Regions from separate parts of the Homo sapiens genome. Here region 2 is linked to region 1. The links are chromatin loops, found by intact Hi-C in ENCODE. Cell type or tissue: OCI-LY7. All regions are shown on one strand. Each heading gives the region's core, and the rest is flanking DNA. Links, peaks and the distances in the headings are about the cores only.

The links. Peaks named below come from ENCODE experiments on the same cell type or tissue, not always from the same donor. Only the 100,000 strongest peaks of a DNase experiment are listed, where the experiment ranks them.
Region 2: a loop joins it to region 1, with 2.5 times the contacts of the local background. A loop is called at or near these places in 5 of 110 quality-filtered maps.

Annotation. Positions count from the first base shown.
Region 1 is chr10:88,109,275-88,121,550 of GRCh38, forward strand. It overlaps LOC105378416 (a long non-coding RNA gene), which reads left to right and starts at 11,039. Exons shown (of 3, transcript XR_946178.3): 1 at 11,039-11,156; 2 at 11,710-11,787. RefSeq lists an enhancer at 5,241-5,580. In OCI-LY7, for the core only: CTCF peaks have their summits at 5,240 (motif pointing left) and 5,442 (motif pointing right); DNase peaks (open chromatin) are centred at 4,167, 4,577 and 5,267; H3K4me3 peaks cover 2,031 bases; H3K27ac peaks cover 2,500 bases.
Region 2 is chr10:87,972,455-87,984,730 of GRCh38, forward strand. No RefSeq gene overlaps it. Among named protein-coding and RNA genes, the nearest start is that of PTEN, 110 kb to the left of the region's middle. In OCI-LY7, for the core only: no CTCF peak of the experiment used is centred there; no DNase peak of the experiment used is centred there.

The DNA.
Region 1 (12,276 bases), core at 3,772-6,271:
TTGTGTTTCAGGGACACTATCAAGAAAGCAAACAGACAACCCATAGAATGGTAGAAAATATTTATAAATTATATGTCTGATAAGAATCTAGAATATGTAAAGAACTTTTACAATTCAACAATAAAAAAATACAGTTAAAAATAGGCAAAGGATTTGAATAAACATGTATCCAAACAAAATATAAAACAGGCCAATAAGCACATGAAAATATGCTCAACATCATTAGCCATCAGAAAAATACAAATGAAAACCACAATGAGATACTACTTCACATTCACTAGAATGGCAATTGTCATCATGATCATCATCATCATCAGATAATATCATGTGTTGGCAAGGATGTAGAGAAACTGAAATCCTCTTACATTGCAGGTAGAGAGGTAAAAATGGTACAGCTACTTTAGAAAAACAATTTGGCAGTTTTTCAAAAAGTTAAATATAGAGTTACCTATGACCCAGAAATTTTGTTTTTAGGTATATAACCAAGATAATTGAAAACACATGTTTACACAAATAATTATATGCAAATATTTATAGCAGCATCATTCATAATAACCAGAAATAGAAACAACCTAAATGTCCACTAATTGATGAATGAATAAATAAAATGTGGCATATCAACACATATGGAATATTATTTAGCCATAAAGAGGAATGAAGTACTGATACATGCTACAACATGGGTGAGCCTTGAAAATATCATGCTAAGTGAAAAAAGCCAGACATAAATGGCAACATATTATATAATCCCATTTAAATTAAATATCTAGAATAGGTAAATCCATAGAGACAAAAAGTAGATTAGTGGTTGTCAGGAGCTGGGGGAGGAGAGGAGTTGGGAACAATAGCTAATGGGTACAGAGCTTCTTTTTGGGGTGATGAAAATATTCTGGAATTAGATAATGGTGATGGCTGCTCAAACTTGTGAATATACTAAAAACTACAGGTGGATTTTATGGTATGTGAAATTATACATCAATAAAAAATTTCTTCTGTCTTCTCAGTTTTTGGTTGTCCTTATTTGGGATGAAAATAATGTCCATTATCCAAGAAGAAGGAAGAGCATGAACAGTTACAGAGGAGGAAAAGTAAAGACAGTTGTTAGGGAATGGTAGATTTGGATGGAACATAGGTGTATGTATGGGAGAATCAGGAGAGGAAGCTGAAAAGGTTAAGTTAGGACCAGAATAGTAAGTAAGTTGGTCAGTCACTGGGTGAGTCACAAATATTTGAGGACTTACTCAGTGTCAGCCACTGTTCTGGATATGTGAACAAAAAGACCTGGTCCCCACCAACACAGGGTTGAGCAGTCTAGCTCTGGTGACATTAAACAAATACTTAAGAAATCATGAGGGTGTGAAGGGTGGGAAGTTGAGAGTGCCATAGGAACATGTTATGGGGGAGGCTACTTGGTGTGAGGGAATCCTGGAATGTTTTCCAAAGGAGCAGTTAGAGGTGAGAAGGGTCTAACTTGCTAGTGGATTTTAACCAAATAAGTAGGCAACTGGGAGCCCTTTAAAGGGGTCATGGCTGGTGAGATACATAATCAGAGCAGTGCCATAGGAAGATTTAGCCCGTCATGGTTCTTAAACTCACCATACAAGCCTTTTTGGGGTGGCAGTCTTGCTGAAACACCATGTACTGCCAGCAAAGCAGGGGAAAGACGAACCTTCCTCCAAAAGTGAAGGTTTGTGTGCTGTGTTTAGAGGACCTCTCTGGTATGCTTGCTCATCTTTCCAGAAGTTACTGGAGAAACGACACCAGTGACCTTTCATGAGAAGATGATGGACTAGCACAGCAGCCCTCTCTTCCTACTCATCATGGAAAGCAACTAACCAAGGGACTTTCTTGGTTTATTTATTTACTTTTTGGTCAGGCAGATAGAAAAGTCATCATATAGCTTCAAGTTTCAGGGTTACTTCTTCACCTTTAATTTGCCCCAATGGGAATTGTCAAAAAGAAGTAAATCATGACATATATATCCTTTAAGTGTGTGTGTGTGTACCTGTGTCAGGGAGAGTTGGAGAACAGAGCATTGAAAACAATATTGTTAAATACACACACTGTATATCATATATTAAATATTTGTTACATATATTTAACAGTATCATTCTCTCCTTCCCCACCATATATATATTCATTCATTTATCATTGCCCTTTCTTATAGAAAGGTCTCTAAGTTCTAGTCACAACAAGACTGAAAAAAGACGCAGAGGCTGAAAAAAGCAGAACTGCAGCCTTGAACCTCATGCTTTACTGACTGGCCATAGTGTTACCCTTGATGTAAAGACTAAGTTTTAGTTTTGATGTCCAAAGGTGAAGGGAGTGTTTGTCCTTCTGACCCGGAGCACAGCTTCCTAAAATTGTTCTCTTGACTCTTGGAGGAGGATCCACTGGAGTTCACTACTGGCCACTTCCACAGCAAGATATTTAAAAAAAAATTTTTTTATTTCCATAGGTTATTGGGGAACAAGTGCTGTTTGGTTACATGAGTAAGTTCTTTAGTGGTGATTTATGAGATTTTGGTGCATCCATCACCCGAGCAGTATACACTGCACACAATTTATAGTCTTTTATCCCTCACCCCCTTCCCACCCTTTCCCACGAGAGTCCCCAAAGTCCATTGTGTCATTCTCACGCCTTTGCATCTTCATAGCTTAGCTCCCACTTATGAGTGAGAACATAACGATGTTTGGTCTTCCATTCCTGAGTGACTTCACTTAGAATAATAGTCTCCAATCTCATCCAGGTCCTGCGAATGCCGTTAATTCATTCTTTTTTATGGATGAGTAGTATTCCATCATACTACTCACACCACAGTTTCTTTATCCACTCATGGATTGAAGGGCATTTGGATTTGTTTCATGTTTTTGCAATTGTGAATTGTGTTGCCATAAACATGCGTGTGCAAGTGTCTTTTTTGTATAATGACGTCTTTTCCACTGGGTAGATACCCAGTAGTGGGATTGCTAGATCAAATGGTAGTTCTACTTTCAGTTTTTTAAGGCATCTCCACACTGTTTTCTATAGTCATTGTACTAGTTTACCTTCCCACCAGCAGTGTAGGTGTGTTCCCTGTTCACCACATCCATGCCAACATCTATTATTTTTCTATTTTTTGATTATGGCCATTCTTATAGGAGAAAGGAGCCAAAGACTTTTAATTCTTGTCCCACGATCAGTGGTTCTCAAACATGGGGATAAGAATCCACCTGGGGAGCTTATCAAAATGCAATCCTGGCTGGGTGTGGTGGCTCACAACTGTAATCAAAGCACTTTGGGAGTCCGGGGCGGGTTGATCTCTTGAGCTCAGGAGTTCGAGACCAGTCTGGTCAACATGGTGAAACCCCATCTCTACTACAAATATAAAAAAATCAGTCAGGCGTGGTGGTGCATGTCTATAGTCCCAGCTACTTGGGAGGCTGAGGCATGAGAACTGCTTGAACCTGGGATGCGGAGGCTGCAGTGAGCCGAGATCACGTCACCACACTCCAGCCTGAGCGACAGAGTGAGATTCTGTCTCAAAACAAAAAAAAAAAGAAAAAAGAAAGAAAGAAAAGAAAAGAAACATGCAATTCTCTCTCCCAGATCTTTCTTCTGACTTAAGTAGGTAAGGGTGAAACCTTGAGATGTGCATTTTGGAGAGAATCCATGATCCCCCTACAGACGCCCACTTTAGGAAGCTCTGCTCTGGTTCCATGCCACCATGCAAGGTTGGCCTAACGCAGCGGCAGCAGGACTATCGTGAAGTCAGGTTTAGAATTAAATCCTGGCTTAGCAACTTGCAAACTGTGTGACAGTAGCCAAGTTACTTAGCCTCTCTGAGCTTCGTTTTCCTCATTTTCCATAAGGGGATAATAATATCCACACAAGTTGCCGTCCCAGATTTCATTTAACATAGGTCCCTTCACTGCCCTATCTCACTAGTTTGACTCATTTAGAGATTATAGGCATAATGTCAGGGAGAGGGGAGGGATTTGAGGGAAAAGAGAACTTCAAAAAAAATTTTTTTAAGCTTCTTAAATCCTACCTCATAGGAGGAAAAAAAGACAACAAAACACCATTATTAAGGGCTGACCATGTGCTAGGCCTTGTCAGTGCTAAGAAGAGTACTTTTCAGATCCAATGTAACTCAACGCTTCACTCACTTCACAGACTCTCCCCTGGGCCCTGTGGTTGGGCTTCCTGTTTCCACATCAAAATTTAGTTCAATGAGCATTTGTGAAGGGCCAGCCAGGCACCAGGCTCTATGGGAGGTCCTGAGTGGGTGAGAGGACACAAATGTGGATGACAGGTAGGCCTGGGCTCAGGGAGCTCTCCATCTACTGAGGGACACAGGTCTGGGTATAACTACAATATGGACCAAGTACTGTGGGAGCTCAGGGGAGGGAGAGACTAATTCCAACAGATGAAAAAGAAGGAAAAAATTCCATTGGGCAAGAGTTCTCATGACCAACATTTGATTGCAGGCTCCTTAAAGATGGGCTATTTTTTTTCCCTGTTGACTCTTCAGAGTGTCCTGAAAAGCCTTGGGCCCTGTGGCTCCTTGATGAGTTCATTAGACTCACTGACAAGTCCTGCAGACCTTTGCTTCTTGATGCCAGCTGTGTGCTGCTCTCTGAAGCTCCTTCTTTCACACCAAACAACAGTTTCCAGGGCTGGTGGGCGTTGGACAGTCTGGAGCGATTCTTGACTTGATTTACTAATACATACTATTGCAAGAAAACCTTTGTGAAAGTAGCCACCATCCTGTCTGCCTTTTTATTCTGAAGCTCCTCTTGCTCTCCCAGCCCCATGTTCTCATGCACACTGTCACAGTGAGTTGTTTAAGTGCTCAGATGTTATTACTTCCTGGGTAATCTACTTGGAGAGTTAAAGTTTGGCCTGTGGCCTGGGCTAGGCATTCCTTTTTCCTAGGATTGACTTTCTGGAAAGGAGGGTGATCCAGCCTGTTGGACTGAGCACAGCACTTTGAGAAAAGGGGAGCTTAGGAATGGAGCCCAGAGGAAGCCCCCTGGTTAGGAGGAGTTGTTTATTTTAGCTGTCAGGATGGCAAAGATGGTTTCTATTTGGCCTGCCCTGTTGTACTTACTGGCTGCTATTGGTTCATTTTGTTTGAAAAAAAAAAAAGGAAAGGAAAGTGGCTGATTGTTGAAGAAGCTTTCGTTCAATGGGAAAAAGTGCTTCTACCTTACAACAGGAAAAGCGTCAGCAATGGCAGGAGAAAGCAAAGTGGGCCATCTCTTCATGGAGCCATCTGGTGGCTCTTCGCTGTAAGCACCACTCCTGGAGTCTCCTGTGTGGGTGCAGAGCTCACTCCATGCATCTCTTCTCGGAGAAGTGGCCTCCTCCAGTGCAGGAAGGAAACTCCTCTCCGCCACGGTGCACCAGATGGCTGCCCACTTTGATTGGCTTCATCATGGCTTTCAGGGACCTGCAGGACCTGCCCCTGGGCTTTGTTCTCAGCCTCTACTCCAGATGCGCTTCTCCAGCTCCACCCCACCTGCCTGCCCCCTGCCCTCCTAGGGCCTTTGCATTTCCTCCCCTCTGCTCAGGATGCCTTTCTCCAACGTCTTCTTAAGGCTGATTCCTTCTCATTGCTTCTATTGCAACTCAGAGGAGCCTTCCTCAGAGAGGCCTTCCTTGACCACTCTTCCTAAAGCAGGCCCTGTCCCAAGTCACTGTTCGTGACAAGTGTCGGCTTTATTTTACTCATAGGATACTTAGTGGCATCTAAATCCTATTCATTCATGTTCTTCCCTCTTGTTTATTGCCTGTGTTAAATGCAAGAGAACAAAGCCTTATCTGATTATTTTATCTCTGTCTCCCTAACATCAAGAAAAGTACCTGGCTTGTACTGAATGTTCAGTAAATATATGCGAAAAAATGAATGAAACTAAAGACATAAAACATAGAAAGGGAGGTGCTTTAGAGCCCAGATATGTCTGTCTGAGGCTGTGCTGGACTCCTCCTCATTCCCTCTGTTTCTCCCTAGATAACAATCTATGGAAGGGGCTATTTCTCTGGCTAGCATCCATTTTTCTCTGGGATTCTATTCTGGTTGGCAGGAATTTGGTTCTTCCCACCATCAAACCCTCCCGGGTCTCTTTCTTGGTTCAGTTTTTCCTAATGTACATTCACACTCTTTAATAGCTTTAACAGTGACTGTTTATAGGGGGGAAGCTGTCTTCCAACTTTGAGGTGCTATGATTTTTAGACATTTCCAAATATTCTATATAAAACACAGAACCATCAAGAGAAATTCATACCTCATCTGATCACAATCTCCTGGTTAACTTCCTTCACTGTGGACAGCGCTTGGCCTGCATATCCACACTCCTTTGCAGCCAGCAGCTGCCTCTTCTCTTGATGCTGCCTTTTCGTTGCCTAGCCAGGAACCAAGGCTCTATCTGCCCAAGGCTCTATCTGCTCTATCTTTAGAGAAGAGCCCTCAGATTCCAGGGAGCAGCAGCTCATTTTTAGTGAGGTTTCCCCTGTACCTGGGCTGGTCAAATATTCTCCCTCGGCCTTTTCTTCAAGATTTTTTTTTCCACTCGTGTGTGTGTGTGTGTGCATTCACACACATGTGCATGGCCATTGCACCCCACATAGAGCCCCAGCCTCATCCAAATTGCTGGTTCTTCTCTTCATTATTCTCTCTTTTTCTCATCCTCATCCTTCCTGGATTCTTCCAACAAATTCCAAATTTCTTTCCCATTTGGTATTTAGAAAACATAAGCTTGAACCACCAACTCAATACACTGTGAGCATCTCACAATTTCTCCAAATTCCTTGGGGATTACTGTCTTGTAATCACTCCTGGCTTCTAACTCCTGCTTTTTAAATTTGTGGCTCTATGCTTTCTGTTGTTCTAATCCATGTTGACTCATACCTGAAATTGAGCCTCTTCCCTGAGTTCACCAACACAAACAAAAATCCCCACTTATTCATGAAAGTTTGCAGAGAAGATTTTAGAGTAGACTTAAGAGGAGGATGGAGACGGTCTTATTGCAACAGCACACAGCCACATATGAAAATAGTCATCCAAGTTCTGCCTTCCCATCCCTGAGATTTTTCACTGGCCATTGCACCCCACATAGAGCCTCAGCCTCATTCAAATTGCTGGTTCTTCTCTCCAGCCTTCTCTCTTTTTTCTCATCCTCATCCTTCCTGGGTTCTCCTGACAAATTCCAATTTTTCTTTTTAGTTATGCGGAGCAATTCAACTCTTCCCTGCCTTTCTTTCCACATCTTGCTCTGGGTCCATTTTGCATATCCAAACTCATCAAGGTACGCAGCAGATTCAAAGGGTTTCTTATTTATGAAGAGCTGCTCTCCATGGAAGGCAATTGTGGTTTAAGCAGCATTTCCTTCTCCTTTGTAAGCAAGTTATTCAAGAAAAGGCCAATAGGAACTGATGCCCTGTGTGTCATCCAAATAAAGAATCCACAAAATACCAAAACTAGGAGTGGCTTTTCTGAGGACCTACTCATTGTCTACTTACTGTCTATTTTGAGAGGGCAAATGGCTCAAAGAATCCTATGAGCCACTGAAATCAAACTGACAAAGCTTTTAGAGTCACTTTGCCTCCATAGGGCAACTAAGAGCCCCTGAGCTCTGTTTGCCCTTCTACTGGGGGTGTCTTTCCATCCTGGGTGAACTAGCAGTTTTCATGAGCTTTTCTCAGCATGAAACTTATTAAAAACAAAACAAAACAAAGAAAAGAAATCATCTTTCCACCTTTTGCACTGGCAGCGGTAGAGCTGTGTTGGCAAGGGAAGATTTACTGGGCCTGGAGTTGTTCTTGGAGCAGGTTGCTCTGTGGAGGGAATCTAGGAGTGAGAAAGAAATCAGAGTCATAGAATGTGCCAGTGGAGGGGTCCTCAGACAGCCCACAGAGAAGCGCCTCCCTTTGTAGCTGAGGAATCCTAAGCCCAGAGCAGTGAAGCGACTTATTTGCCCAAGGTCACACATCAAGGCTGTGTAATTTATGGTTCATTGTTCAATCTGGCTAGGGAAGTAGGAGCCCCTTGGTCTGCCCTGGCTGCAGAAATAGGCCCACATAAGGGGTGTCGGGGCTGCTTTAGAAAACCCACAGCACTTTGAATCAAGGAAAAATGAGTCAATTGGTTCTTCTTCTTCATTCTTGAACTTTAAAAATCTGAGTTGCGGTTCAGTATTTGAGGTGGTATGTGCATTTGGCTGAGGGGGCGGAAGGTGACAGGGAGGATTCAGAAGATGGTGATTAGGTTCTTTGAGATGTCTGGGGGAGGAGGAAGAGCACGGAAGGAGGTGGGTTCCTCCCTAGTAGTGGAAAAAGAAATGTAAGTGGGTCAATTTGATGTCAGCTCTTGCCCTTCTAGACTGCAATGAAAAGAATATGCAGTCAAGTTTTTCTTTGGCAGAATGACTGCTATGTACACTGGAATCAGAGAAAAAAAATGTTGCATAGGATGGTTTGTAGTAGAGAATCTGTTGTGACCAATTTAATTCAGCTCAACAAGAAATTGTCAAGCAGTGATTATACACCCATCACAAGGTCAGATGTCTTGTGGGGAGCAGGAAGAAAGGCTCTCCAGTATCACTATATCCAAGACCTGACAGTCTTATTAAGAAATTGAGACCCACCTACATGGAACAGATAAAAAATTGGATTCAATAGCTTAAATGCCAAAAGTCTTGGTACCGAAAATGTGTATTCTGGAAAGTTATGAGGAAAGGGGTTGGGGGAGGGGTCATGAGGAAGTGAAACCTGAGCCAGAGTGAAAGCTGTTTGTTTTGGGGACTGTGTCTTCTTCTGTGTTTTCACTAGAGAGAGGCTTTGTCCATAATAGGTGCTCACTAAAAACCTCCTCAGTGATGGAGGGAAAGTAGGTGGGCAAAAACAGAAGAGAAGATGCAGAGGTGGTCCAGAGGTTTGCAGCTGCAAAGGCCAGACAAACTTAGCAGAGCAGAGAGGGTACTTGGTAGAATTGTAGGTAGGACCAGGAGGCTGAAATGTTTTCAGATGCAGAATTTGGACTTGCTCTGTGGCCAAAGGGAAACACAGGAGAGGCAAGGGTAGGTGCTTTGGAAAGTACACGGGCCTGTGGGTGAGGATGATGTGGGTGCTATACTGGGCTCTGCCCTGATGCAGCTTTGGAGGCGCTATTGAATTCTCTTTGCCTTAGCTTTTTAACATGTCAGATACAAGGCTGGACTGTGAATTCTCTTTCATGTCTACCCTCTTAAGGAATAAATCTGAGGATGATGTGCAGGGTGGACACTTGGAGGCAGAGAAACAATTTGGTTGTGGGAATTCAGGCGCTGAAGACCTGGACCAGGGTGCTAGTAAAGGGAAAAGCAAAGGAGGGAAGGATTTGAGAAATTTGGAAGTGATTATAAGGATACCTTTAGATGTTACTTAACAGAGTAGCACAGTTTGCTTAAAGGGAAGAGAGATGTTTTAGAGGGTGGTATTTGGGGTGTGAGGTAACTGTGGGATGTCTCTGAAGCAGCTAGAAATGTAGGACTAGTGGTCGGCTGGGCAGGGCAGGCTATTTAAAAGTAGATCCTTGAAATCAGATGACATAGTTTTGAATCCTGACTCTAATGGCCCTGGGCACATGACTAGAGTAGGGTGAGCAACTCTTCCAGTGTGCATTAGGGCATTCCCAGCTTTAGCACTGAAAGTCCCATGTCTTGGGAAATTCCCCGGTCCCAGTCAAACTGGGACAGCTTGCCTGGGACCGTCCTCGTTTGAAAACCACAAGGCCTGCATGCCAGGAACTACTTTTGTGGTAGGCAAACTGGGAAAACTGGTGAAGATACTTGATCAATTTTAGCTTCAGGCTCCTCATCTGAAAAGTAAGGATAATAATATGCCTTCCTCAGAGGTTGTATGAATTAAATGAGATGATATATGTGAAGTACTCAGCATAAAGATTAGCACAAAGAAGCATAAGAGAAACATTTGTGAAAGGATGAGTTAGATGAATCCTGCAGATGAACCAGTTAGGTGCAGAGGAGATGGGTAAAGTAATCCAGTGTCAACACGGGACACCAGCAGAGTCAGCGGCTTTGTGTACAGAACTTGTAGCTGGGATTGACCTGTATTTGTGAAAGAAGGCTTGCCAAGAAAATTAGTAATGTAAACAAGGAAAATGTTAGCCCATTGAAGAGGGCAACATTTTAATAATACTTATGCTAATTATAAGTGAATAGGTACATTCCATCAAGGATTTCCAAGATTCTTTAAAGACATACATCCCTGCTTTCTGGCTCAATTGACACTGTGGCTATATGTGCTTAAATGAAATAAACCACATTTTGTTTCCATATTCATACATTCATTGGTTGAGGCACTCATTCAACAAATACTTATTGAGCATTTTTTATGTGTTAGGCACAATGCTAGGCTCTATGGAAACCACAAGAAATATAAAAAGTAGTCTGCAATCTTAGAAAATTTACTATAAAGTGGTTTTATTATACTTATTTTACTTATTTAAACATGAATCACCATTTCCCCTGCCTAATTCTTTCCCCACCAATATTGGGGACTTTTGACAGATACATATACGAATATGATTTTAATTACCTTCAAAGTTCTAGAAGCCAGAAACAGAGAAATCAGAAAGTCCCCACCAGGGCATCTTGAAGCGGTAGGACAAGAACAGGAAAGGTAGACTAGGACAGCAAAAGGACAGAGGAGGAGGGGAACTGAGAGAGAAGGGGACAGGAGCGAGGAAGGAGGGGGAAGCAGGAAGGAGGGGGGAAGCGGGAAGGAGGGGGGAAGCGGGAAGGAGGGGGAAGCAGGAAGGATGGGGGAAGCAGGAAGGAGGGGGGAAGCAGGAACGAGGGGGAAGCAGGAACGAGGGGGGAAGCAGGAGCGAGGAGGGAAGCAGGAACGAGGGGGAAGCAGGAACGAGGGGGAGCAGAAGGAGGGGGAACAAGAAGGAAAGGGAAGCAGGAAGGCGGGGGAGCAGGAAGGAGGGGAAAACAGGAAGGAGGGGGAACAAGAAGGAGAGGGGAACAGGAAGGAGGGGGAGCAGGAAGGAGGGTGAACAGGAAAGAAGGGTTTGAATGAAAGAGTCTGAGGCAGGAGAAAGTGGAGACAGCAGCAAGAGGACTGAGGAAAGAAAGGAGAAAGGAAGGAACCTGTGCATCGCGAGGCAGGTGGGGAGGGAAAGAGAACTTGAGGAGAGACAGCAATTGAGGCTGGAAGAGGCTCAGGGCTGCTGAGCCTTAGTCACCACCCAATGAATAGAAATGTTCAAATTACACACGAGGGTTGTTTTTTTTTTTCCCACAGCTAAGAGGAAACTGAGGTAAAGACCAGAGCAGAGGAGGTCTGTAATCCCACTTCAGCTCTGCCTCTCTCTCCATTTTGCCTGAGGTTAATCTGCTCCAGGCATGTGTCTGTCACCTCTTTCTGATACCACAGGAGCCAAAGATCCTGCCCTTTCTGTGTCCAGCTAAGGCTGGGTCTGCGTTGGCAGGGGCCACCTCCTCCAGGAGTCAGCAGCTCCCCTGAGCTGTGCAGGCTGCTACTTCCCCAAAGTGCTTCCCTCTCAGAACTGGCTCTGGTGCAACTTTGACAGCACCCTTCCTCCTCCTTCACCTGAAGAGGTGAAGCAGAGTCAGGGAGAACATTTGTTTTCTCCTCCTTTCTTTCATTTTTCTTCAACACTCATTCTCCCTTTCCATTTTCCTGTTTTATATATCCTAGAGGATTTCATAAAGTAAGAGATTCAAGATAAAATGCTCAACACCCTCCAAGCCTCAGAGTCCAAGAGAGGAGTTGTATGTAAGTAATCAGCTCACTTACCCTTGGAGAAGGACCAGGCTGGAAGGGCCTTCCGAGGGCATAATAGTTAGCCAAGAGCTGGGACCAGAAGGTTGAAAAATTCCATGATCCGAGCCAAGTGGTCAGATCCTCCATCAGCAAAACTCGAACGCATCTGGCTAGCCAAGCATGGCTGCCATTGTGCATCTCAGAGGCCCAGACTGGTTTATCTCTTGAGCTATGATTTCAAGGGACAAAACTATTATAGACTCTAGGCCTGAAAGGAAGCTGTGCTGCTGAATATCAATTTCTGGGCTTTAAATATATATATATAACCTATTTGAAGGATGCTAAGCTATTAAGTGCAATCAGCGAGGCAGCTCCTTTGTGAACACGCCTCTGCTGTACATCTCAGACCCTTTTGAGTCGGGGCTTCTACATTTCTGACTTGTTTTGATGCTTTGTATCATTAGACTCTTAGGATGCTTTTAGTTATTACTCGACTGCCTG
Region 2 (12,276 bases), core at 3,963-6,462, 140 kb before region 1:
TATCACAGTGTAAGTTATATCCTGACTAAAACAGTGCTTTGGAAAGATCAGGGAAGGGTTTCTTGAGCTACAAAAGGGAGTTAAGAATGAAGCAAAATGAAATATGGCATCTTTAAATGACATGATGCAATAAACTCTAAATTGCAAGTTATTCAATAGTTACTGAGCACCAGATATGTGTCAGACACTGTTCTAGATGCTTGGGATACAAGTGGGTGAACAGCAGGACCTTGCCTTCATGGAGCTTACATTCTAGCAAGGGAAAATAGTCAACATACTATATGTAAGGTAATGCGTGCTATAGCAGAAATGAAAGGTAAGGGAGCTCAGGATTGCTGGGTGGAGAGATTTCAGTGTTGAATGGTGTAGTCCAGAACAGGCCTCACTGGGAAGGTAAGATTTGAAGACTGCTGACTAACAGTGGCATTGGGATTTTCCTTCATTCTTTCAACCAGCGAGATGCACTCAGAACCCTCTATACAATTTTATTCTCACTTTATACAACTCTGTACATTAGTTCTGAGTTTTTAAGATGATTGTTGGCATATCTAGGGAGAATTTTTAGGAATACCACCCAAAATAGTCGCAATGTTCTAAAACCATTTTGTTTTCTAAATTGGTTTGGCAAACTCTATACAAACAGTCTGTTCCTTTTCATTCTCCAAGTTGAGTTTTTAAATTTAAATTATACTCTTTGTGCATTTTGACAATACTTACCTCTTTTCAGAAGACATTAAAGTTCTGTTATGGCCTTAAAACATTTCTGTAAAGCTGAAAGGAAATATCATTTATGATTTATTGATGGGAAACAGTTACAAATTTTGAGTTACTTGACAAACAGAAGGGATGAAATTTATGGCCTAGTGTTGTGTTTTCATTCTTAACCCATAAGCAAAAATCTCTGGAAAAGTACCAATATCTAGTAAAAGAAATATTTTTTCACAAAAAGTATTTTCTATTTTCCCCTCACCTCTTACCTCGTCTCACCTCAAAGTTCAAGAAGCTTAACTTTGTGATCAAAGGAAAATAGTATAATTGAATATTTGATACTATAGAAATTTGCAACTGTATAAGGGCATTATTAACCTTTTGCTAGTGATCAGTTTCCTATCAGGGCAGCCACATAAAATTAGGCATGACACTTTAAAAGAAAATGTTGACTCTTAACTTTTCCTCCTCTAATGCTTAATTTTAAAATAGATTTAAGCAACTTTAAAGACATTTTCCTGAGCAACTGCATTTTGTTTTCATTCTGAATTTAATGAGACTCTTTTTTTCTTTAACATTTTACTTTGCTTTAGAAAGGATTTAAGGCAGGTGAATGTGTTTCCCAGTGTGAGAAAAATTGTCATGTAAATTTAGAAAAAAGTATTGTATATGTCCCTTGATTTTGGCTTAAGAGTTAGAATTTACTTAGAATGTTTCCTGACCCAACCTCATTGGAATTTGAAAGTACATTCCAATAGTATTGTGAGCTGCTCCTTTAAACATTGGTAAGTAGGCTTCAAACTTAATTTTCAAGGAAATAAGCCATGCTTTTACTGTAGGGTTTATTAATCTGAAATACCTGAGAATGAAAATAGTTATATGCTCCTATCTAATAATATAAACAGTTAAATGTGACCTGTAAATATTGTGAAATTTAGCAAAAATATAACCTGTAAAAATAATCTCTAGTAAGCTAATATTCTCTCAGTAATAAAACCTAGAGAGCTAAAGTAGCCCAATTAACTGACATTAGAACAGATCGTGATATGTGGAAGAACTATTAGTGAATTATAGTCATGTTTATACTTCTCTTTTCAATTATAATCATGTCCTTGAGATCTCATTTTCCAGTCCTTATTACCTATAAGGAAGAGAAATATATGTAAATTTCACAAATGCATACGAAAATTACCAAACTTCTTAAGTGTTATTCGGTATTTCTGCAGAGATATCATTAACAGGAAAGCCCAATATTTTACATGGTTATCTTTAACAATGGAAGTACAGTGGTTGTTTAATTAATTAGCTAATACTTCATTTACTGTGTATAGTCATAATTCATAAGAATAATACATATGTCTTTTAGGATTATTAGTACTGTATATTAAATAAATGCTTGAAAGGGAAAATACCTTTTAGTGTTTGGTAAAAGAGTAGGCATAAGGTAAATTTTCCCTTCTGTTAGACTCAGCAGAACTATTCAATGTGTTTAGCTGTCCTTGGAGAAGACTGAGCCATTGTTGCTGTAAAAATCCAATAGGGTTAAAACAAAAATATCACTTTGAACATGATTTACTTGGCTAGGAGACACTTGAAGCTTTAAGCAACTCAAATCTTTCTCTAGAAAATTAAACACAATTCTACCTCAGAAAACTTGAAGACATTGACAATTCATAGGAATTCTGTGATAAGTCAGCTCACCTACCTAAAGACCAAAGTGAAGGCGCACAGCAAGAGAGGAAGCTGAAGTAAGGAGAGAAAAGAAAACAGAAGGAAAAGCATGGTAAGAGCCCAAATTAACTCTGACTACTGGGGGCTGCTACAGGGGATGGGAAGAGAATAGCATTGTTCTGAGCCCACAGTGTGTGTCATGCTGCAGTAGTCAGTTCACAGGCTTGACCCATCCTTCAATGATTTTATCTCATTTTATGCACAAAGACTGAAAGGGAACTTAAATCATCCAGGTGTCTCTCACAACTAGTAAATAGAGAAGTGGATTTGAACCCACAGCAGTCTTATTTCTACCATATTATGCATACTACCTCTTAAACAGAATCAAGTTTACAAAGCAAACAAAAAAGTCTGGCCAGGTTTGGTGTCTCACACCTGTAATCACAGCACTTTGGGAGGCTGAGACAGGAGGATTGCTTGAGCCCAGGAGTTCAAGACTAGCCTGAGGAACATAGCAAGACCTTGTCTCTACAAAAAAGTTAAAAAATTATCCAGGCATGGTGGTGCATGCATATAGTCCCAGATACTTGGGAGACCGAGCTGGGAGGATTGTTTGAGCCTGGGAGGTTGAGGCTACAGTGAGCCATGATCTGTGCCTTGCACTCCAGCCTGGGCGACGGGGTGAGACCTCATCTCTTGAAAACAAGTCTAAAACAACTCACAGGTAATGGAGTCATGACAAATTTTTTTTTTGTTTACTGACACAAGAAAAGCAAGCTAACACAAGGCATAAATCCTGCAAAATGAACAGCAAAGAAGATAAATATTTAACAATTGTTCAAGCTACAAATGAGAAAATTATGTATCTTGCAACATTCTTGACAGGTAAGATGATAAGATGTTGGTATATATTTTTATATCAAAACCCAGAATTACAGTTCTTTGATTTGCTAGTTTGGTATAAAATCCATTAAATAAACTTGTGCCTTATTTTTGCTTGAACTAGAATGCCCAGACTGTTTAAAGTGATTGGTTCTCAGTTAAATAGGCCAACCGGCCACCTAACAAGTATTTGTTGCATGCCTGCTGTGTCAAGTTGGAATACAATAGTGGAGAAGTGAGAAAAGGCCATAGATTTTACATTTTAGAGTGGGAAAACAGATTTTATACAGAGAGTTGAGCAAGTGTGATGGCTTGATGTAGGAACAAACTTGGTCACTTAGGAAAGCGTAAGAAGAGAAAGGCTAGAGCAGAGTAAGTGATGGGAGATTGATGTAAGATAAATTTTGGAGAAGTAGGCAGGAGAACTTCTGGTTTCAGCCAAGGTGGAATAAAACCACTAAATTCTGTCCCCTACTGATGACAACCATCAATAAACTTTTTCTACACTGTTTTATTCAAACTCATTAGTTTATCTTATTCTTTGAATAGATCTTTTACCCCGGCCTGATTTTGTGACATCATCGATGAGTCATTTGGAAAATACAGGTTCACTGAGTTTTGTAGATTTTCCAGTGTTGACACATTTCATTATGCAATGCAGAAAAACAAATCACATTTAAAAAAATATCACAACACTTTTTTAGAGCTGACAAGAATAGTCTTTAAATATTTGGAAGAAGGCAGATGATGAAAGAGAGTCAAAACTTGGAAAAGCAACCTATATTAGGGATGTTTCTTTTCTTCTATTGTCTTAACAGCTTCGCCCCAAGGGTGGGCCCCACTTGTGGAGCTGCACAACCACGGTGACTTGAGCAGCTCACACTGAGATAAATCAAGCTTTTTGGCCAGAGGAACCAGAAAAAGAGTCTCCTGTGGGCCAGTGGCCATGGAGTATGAGGGTGGGGGGAGGGTTGGGGAAATCCTGAAGACAAGAGAGCTGGAAAAGGGAATCCTCTAATTCTCAGTTTGAACTTCTACAAGTCCTGGGCTCACTCCTGAGCTTGCATGCACAGGACAGACCAAAGAAGCATAGCAAAGGCTTTGAAAATGAAACAGATTGGAATTATCACTCATAAATGATGAGACAAAACTTGCAGCCTGAGCCTAATCGAGTGGATTGCCTGAATCAATTGATCAATCAATCATCAATCAAACATTTTCAGAAAATTTTAACAGGACCCAGAGTCTATGCAACACAGTATCCAACATTACTTAACTAGGAAGAACCGGAAAAATGTGACAAATTCCCAGGGAAAAAGTCAATCAAGAGATGGTAACCACAAAATAACCCAGATGTTGGAATTATCAGATGTAAAAACAGCTATTGTAATTATGTTTCATGAGATAAAGATAAACACACTTGGAATGAATGGAAAGGCAGAAGTTCTCAGCAAGGACACAGAAATTATAAAAGGAACCATGTGGAAATTTTACAACTGAAAGGTACAATATCTGAAATAACATACTAGATGGGCAATAGAAGAATGGAAATGACAGAAGAGTCAGCAAACTTGAAGATAACTTTATAAATATCCAATTCTAATCATGGCTTTAGAGTCTTAAAGGTGGATGAAGCTTCGAAAAGTGAAATATATCTGATTGTAATAAGCCTCAGGGAGCCTGAATAAAATACTAATCCAAGTGTATCTATGTGGCTCCCACAGATACATTTGAAGAAGTTCCTGTTGTTTGTCAATTACATTAAGTAAAGGAATTAGCATTATCACAGGTCCAAACATGGTGATTATGAGAATTTGCTGTTACAGTGTTACACAGTCTTAATACGTCAAAACAGCCCAAGGTGATGTATGCATTGACAGAGTTTTCTGGTTGGGTCCATTAAGTGTATACCTGCAGTAAAAAGCAATTTAAAATTTAGCAAAGTCATCACTAGATCACTGACACACTCATCCTTAGAGACAGTACATGGTAATTGCTTCGCTCACCTGCTCATATTAACACTTTGATTCAGCCTAACCCTTCCGATTCAGCCTTTGCAACAGCACTGTTTCCAAATGTGACGTTATTACAGAGATGTCATACAAAAATTGACCTATCATGTAGGCACAATGCATGCTTTTCAATATTACAGCAGAAAAAAAAATGTGATATTTAATGCTGCTAGTGCCTAGGAATCTGGTATGAGAAAACATTAAGATGAGTTTGGAGGAAAACTGAGCTGGTATTATGTTTGGAGAAATGACTTCCTGATTCAGAAAGAGAATTTCAAGACTTTAGAATGCCTCCCATTGTTATATTAGAACCATATTACTTGTAAAAGGTAGTATAAATTTTTGTAATGGTGATAATTCTGGGTTTAATAGTTTAACAAGTTTTGCCATTTAATTCCCATAATATAGGAAGTACAATTATATCCATCTCATACACAAGGAGCTATGGTACAGAAAGGTTCAATAACTTGTTGAATATAGCAGATCTAGTAAATGGCAAAGTCAGGATTTAAATGTAGGTCAATTTGATTGCCAAGCCTGGGCCATTTACTACTGTGTTATATATGTTACTTCCTATAAAAACTTAACAAGAAGGTCTTTCATTTTCAAACCGAAATGGACAGAACACTGGTGTAAGCAGTGTTCTGAAGCTTTTGGTCTCAGGATTCCTTTACACTCTTAAAACTTACTGAGGATCTCAAAGGGCTTTTGTTATTGATATTTACTACATAAGAAATGAAAACTGAGACATCATCTGATTATTAAAAAAACAAGCTAATCACATGATAATATAAATAACATTGTAGCGAAAATAACCATGTATTCTAAAACAAAAATGTTAGTGATGAGGTGGTGTTTTGTTTTTTTCATTTTTCTGAATTTTTTTTTTTTTTTTTTTTTGAGACTGAGTCTTGCTCTGTCACCAGGCTGGAGCAGTGGTGCAATCTCGGTTCACTGCAACCTCCGCCTCCCGGGTTCAAGTGATTCTCCTGCCTCAGCCTCCCGAGTAGCTGGGATTACAGGTGTGTGCCACCATGTCCACCTAATTTTTGTAGTTTTTAGTAGAGATGAGGTTTCACCATATTGATCACGCTGGTCTCAAACTCCTGACAGGTGATCCACCCACCTCGGCCTCCCGAAGTGCTGGGATTACAGGCATGAGCCACCACCCCCAGCAGACATACTTCATTATACAGTGCAAAAAAAGTCACATTTTAAAAATATCACCACCGAGCTCACCAGGATAGTCTTTACATATTCGGAAGCTGTCAAGTTCATGGTAGCAGGTATAAGATTTTAAAAATACTAATTTTGGCTTAAAAGCTTGAATTTTATCACTTATAACCCACAGGGGTCATGGGCCACACTTTGAGGATCACTGGTGTTAGAGGTTTGGTTGGAGAGACGCAAGTAAGAGAACATTTCCCTAACATGCCCAAACACATTCCTTTTCAGAGTGCTGAAGGAATTTGAAAATGAGGTCTCAGAATTACCAGCAGTAATTCCTGATAAATTAAGAAAAATGGGAGAGAGTTCAGAGACAAAGACATGAGAAAAGATTGCCATAACTCTCCAGAAGGATGGATTCTGGGTAATGAAGGCCAGTATGTTTAACACTGATTCCCAGAAAAAGACTTTAATATATTCAGTAGCAGTTAGTTTAAGAACATTAGAAGATAATTCGGTGATTACCAGATGTCAATGAGGGCTAGGTAGGTCATTTCAAAGCCTTCTCAAATTTCATTTTTTCTTTATGATCACCTGTCACAGTGCTTTACGTGATGTACATACAAAAATATTTGCATAACTGTATAAAACAGTTGAATAATAACTGTATAGCATATTGCTTATATAAACTGCACAAATCTCATTTGAATAAAAACCATTTATAAAGTACTTGCAGTATGCAAAATGTGTTGGGCAAAGGGCAGGTCTGAGAGGCACACACGAGGAAAACTAAAACAGAACAGAAGTCTAATGGTATTTTCAAGTGTTATAAAATATGTGAAGTCTGCCTTGTGAGAGAAGGTAGCATTGGCTTGTGGAAAGAGCATAGCACAGGAAATTAGAACATCTGGTTGCTCATCCTGGCTTTACCATCAACTTAATGAATGACCTGGAGTAAGTTACTTCACTTCGAGACCTATGCTCTATATCTGCAATATTGAAAATGCTGGATAAGATAATCTCTAAAGCCCCAGAAAAAGATGGAGTTGTACTCTTTCACTCCCAGGAACATATACTGGAACTTATGAGTAGAACTTTGGAGAGACCAAGTTTGCCTCACAATGAGTAATATTCTAGTTCTGCACTGTCGTATAGTGACTTCAGTCACTAAGCTACATGTCTCTATGGAGCACTTGAAATGTGACTGGTTCAAAGTGAGATTTGCTGTAAGTATAAATTACACATCAGATTTTGAAAACTTAGTATAAAAAGTAGAAGGCAAAATATCTTGTCAATTTTTTACATTGATTACATATTGATAATATTTTTGATATAGTGAGTTAAATTATATATATAAATTTTTTTTTTTTTTAGATGGGGTTTCACTCTGTCGCCCAGGCTGGGGTGTGGTGGTGTGATCTTGGCTCACTATAACCTCCACCACCCAGGCTCAAGCCATCCTCCCACCTCAGCCTCTCAGGTAGCTGGGACCACAGTTGTGCACCACCATACATGGCTAATTTTCTGCATTTTTGGTAGAGATAGGGTTTCACCATGTTGCCCAGGCTGGTCTCGAACTGCTGAGCTCAAGTGGTCCACCTTCCTTAGCCTCCCAGAGTGCTGGGATTACAGGTATGAGCCACCTCCCAGTCTAAATTAATATATTTTAAAAACATTTCACCTGATTTCTTTTACTTTTTAAGATATATATGGCTAATGGAACACTTAAAATTACATATATGGCTCATATTATATTTCTACTGGACAGGGTAATTCTAGCTAATAGAGTTTCCAACAAAATAATAATAACTTGAAGAGGAACCTAATTTTACTTTTCATTTTGCATTTTGAGGTACACAAGCAGAGACTGGGTCATAGTTCTGACAAGAGGACCTCACAGAAGACTCCATTTGGTGTGCATTTGATCTAAATTTGTGTTCTCAATCTGTGCTCAGATGAATGCTTGGGCTCCAGCAGCACCCAGATTTGTCATAGGGGAAGGAGGAGGAGGACAAAGAGGTCTTTCTGTCTTCCCTTCCTCTTTCAAACAGAGAGCTGATCAGTATGTATTACTGAATAAATGAATGAGTGTACAAAATATATTTATGTATTTCAGGTAAAATGGATGAAGTTTAGGGTTCAGGCTTTGGACCAGGTCTGGCCGCTGGTTTAATTCTTGGTGCCACTGTTTACTAGCTCTATGACCTTACTTACTCCCTCTGTGCCTCAGTTTCTTCATCTGTAAATGTGGGGTTTGCATGTACAGTTTTGAATACAGTATAGTATATTTCCCTAGAAACATGGCTTGCTCCTAAACATTTGGCAATGCTATTGCATAAATTAATCTTGCAAGACAAAACTACACACAACAAGAAACTCTTATCTTGCCTGTAAACAGGTTGTTAAACATGTTCTCACTTCCTTCTGTCACCACCTGTACAGCATGTTTTTGAAGGAATTCCACAGTGCTTGTGATTAAAGCAAATTTGTACACTGCCTGGACACCCTTAGCAACTTGATCTTATGGTAGAAGAACAATTTGTGGAGATTTGGAGACTTCATATTCAATAAGGACCTGTTAGGGGCAAAGTGATACAAGGTGCCTTCTCTTTACTTTTGCCTTTCCCATCCAAACATGACCCTGAACATCTGGCAGCATGAAAAGGGGACATGCTTATCCAATACACCTGCTAGCTGACTGCCAGGATTCTAAAACTTAGGTCCAAATGGTGAGTAGTGTTTGCTTTTGTAATCTAACACTAGTTGACATCCTACTACAGTTCTCTTCCATTCCACAGACTTTCTTTCTTATTTATTTATTTATTTATTTTTGAGACAGAGTCTCATTTCGTAGCCCAAGCTGGAGTGCAGTGGCGTGATCTCGACTCACTGCAAGCGTTGCCTCTGGGCCTTAAGTGATTCTCCTGCATCAGCCTCCCAAACACCTGGGACTCGAAGTGTGTGCCACCACACCCAGTAAATTTTTTTTTAATTTTTAGTAGAGACGGGGTTTCACCGTGTTGCCCTGGATGGTCTTGAACTCCTGAGCTCAGGCGATCCATCTGCCTCGCCCTCCCAAAGTGTTGGAATTACAGGCGTGAGCCACTGGATCCAGCTTCCACAGACTTTCTTTGCGCTGCTTGGTCCAACCCTCGCACCTCTTTTATTCTCAGAAACTTCCTTTGCCTTCTACTGAATAGAGAAAATTAAGGCTATCATGCTGCCTGGACTGCTTCAACATCCTGTCCTTCTTTTCTCTATTATCAACCAACTCTCTACCTCCCTTGACCTGCCTCCCTCTCATTTTAGAGGAAAAAAATATTTCCTTTCTTGGTTTTTTTTTTTTTTCCCCAAGAGGGAATTTCGCTCCTGTTGCCCAGTCAGGAGTGCAATGTCACGAGTTCGGCTCACTGCAACCTCTGCTTCCCGGGTTCAGGTGATTCTCCTGCCTCAAGCCTCCTGAGTACTTGGGATTACAGGCATGCACCACCATGCCCGGCTAATTTTTGCATTTTTAGTAGAGACAGGGTTTCACCATGTTGGTCAGGCTGCTGTTGAACTCCTGACCTCAGGTGATCCGCCCACCCCAGCCTCCCAAAGTGCTGGGATTACAGGCGTGAGCCACCGTGCCTGGCCTCCCTTCTTGTTTAAAGCTAACTTTTCTACAGTGCTCTTTCTTTCCCAGGACAAAGATTGTGTTTTATTGGATTATCTCTTTCTCTTCTTATTTTCAACATTTGACTCTCTTTTGGATCATTTCTTGGAGTTGAAAAATATTCTTAAATCTCTCCATTTTTATCAATAAACAGAGAAAAAAGAAAGCTTTCTCTATCTTGTATTCTATTTAGTTATCACTCTCCTCTTTCTCTTAAAACTCAAGTTCAAAAAGGAAAATCTACCCTTGTCTCTACTTCCTCACATCTCATTCACTAATTTTTCTATTTGTAATATCTACTATTTTAATTTAGTTACAAATGCACATATGTGAAAGAATATATGTAAAATAATATATTTAATATCAATTTGGATATATTCTATACCCCCCTGACCCAATCATTTCCACTGACCTTTTCCTTCCCTCCACCCCAATCACCAGCTCCCATTGTAATAGGCTTGATTCTGCCATTTCCAGTTAGCAAAGATCTCGCAAACCTGTGTTTTCCAGCATCCACCTCTCTATCACCTCCAGAATTTTCACTCACTTATTTTTTTTTATTTTTTTTTTTTATTTTTTTTTTGAGACGGAGTCTCGCTCTGTCGCCCAGGATGGAGTGCAGTGGTGGGATCTCGGCTCACTGCAAGCTCCGCCTCCCGGGTTCACGCCATTCTCCTGCCTCAGCCTCCCAAGTAGCTGGGACTACAGGCGCCCGCCACTACGCCCGGCTAATTTTTTGTATTTTTAGTAGAGACGGGGTTTCACCGTTTTAGCCGGGATGGTCTCGATCTCCTGACCTCGTGATCCGCCCGCCTTGGCCTCCCAAAGTGCTGGGATTACAGGCGTGAGCCATCGCGCCCGGCCCACTCACTTATTTTTATACTACTTCTACTTCAGCATATTTAAACCTCATAAGTCTTAAAGTCCACTGAACCTAACTCTTTTTCATTATTCATTTCCCCTCTTCTATCCTTACATATGTTCCTACCCATTTCCTGGTTCATCATTATAATCACTCTCTTATAGCACATTATTAATTTCTTTGACACTCTCTTTCTCACTCATTTGCCTGGCAAATCTGAAATTGTGTATGTGCTACTGTATGCCTACACCTCAGCAGGGTGAAACACAACTGTGCTTTTTGGTCTCACTGGATGTTAATCCCCAAATATCAAAAATAGACATCACCACCCCACAGTAGTCTTACTTTTTCCTGATACTTTTCCTGGTACATTTACTTTCGCATTCTCTAAGATAACAATTTTATGACTTCTCACTCTTCAAACTTCCAAAACTGTGATCAGTGACTCAAACTTACATTTTATACACATCACCATGGAAATTATCACATGGAAACACTCACATCTTCTTACCACAGAATCTACTAACCTATCAGAATCAGTACCATGCTCCGTGCCTTTCTTCTTGTTACAGTCAATGAGTGATTTTACTCATTTCAAAGACCAATCTCTTCATATTGAATTATATCTCTTCTAGTGGTTTAAAACCTTTTTAATGCAATCATTTTCTCTAATTAGCAATTCTTTTCTTTATACTTGCTCATTCTTATTACCATACAAGCTCAAGTACTTCTACCACATAAACTCCCAAATCCTTAATACACCATACAAAACCTTCCATCATCTGGCTGCTCTTATCTTTCCATTTTCATCTCCCTGTGTCCTACTTTCCAGTTTCCATACAATTTGTCAAATGATTCTTCTGCTATGTGTGTCTAGGCCTTTGGTTACATTCAGTGCACAAAAAGCATGAAAATATGACCATAATCAGGAGGAAACCAATAATCCATTCACGATAATGCCCAGCAAACTAGGAATAGAGAGGAACTTCCTCAACTTGATAAAGAACGTCTACACAAAACCTGCTACTAACATCACACTTGATGGTGAGAAACCAGATGCTTTTCTGCTAAGATCAGAAACAAGGCAAGGATGAACTCTTTCACCACTGCTTTTAAATATCATCTGGAAGTCCTCGCTAATGAAATAAGAAAAAAGGAAATGAAAGATGTGTAGACTGGGAAGGAAGACATGAAACTGTTTTTGTTTGTAGATGACATGATTGTCTATGTAGAAAATCTGAAAGAATCATTAACAACAATGATAACCTTCTGGAACTAATAAGTGATTTTAAGAAGGTTGCAGCACGCAAGGTTAACAT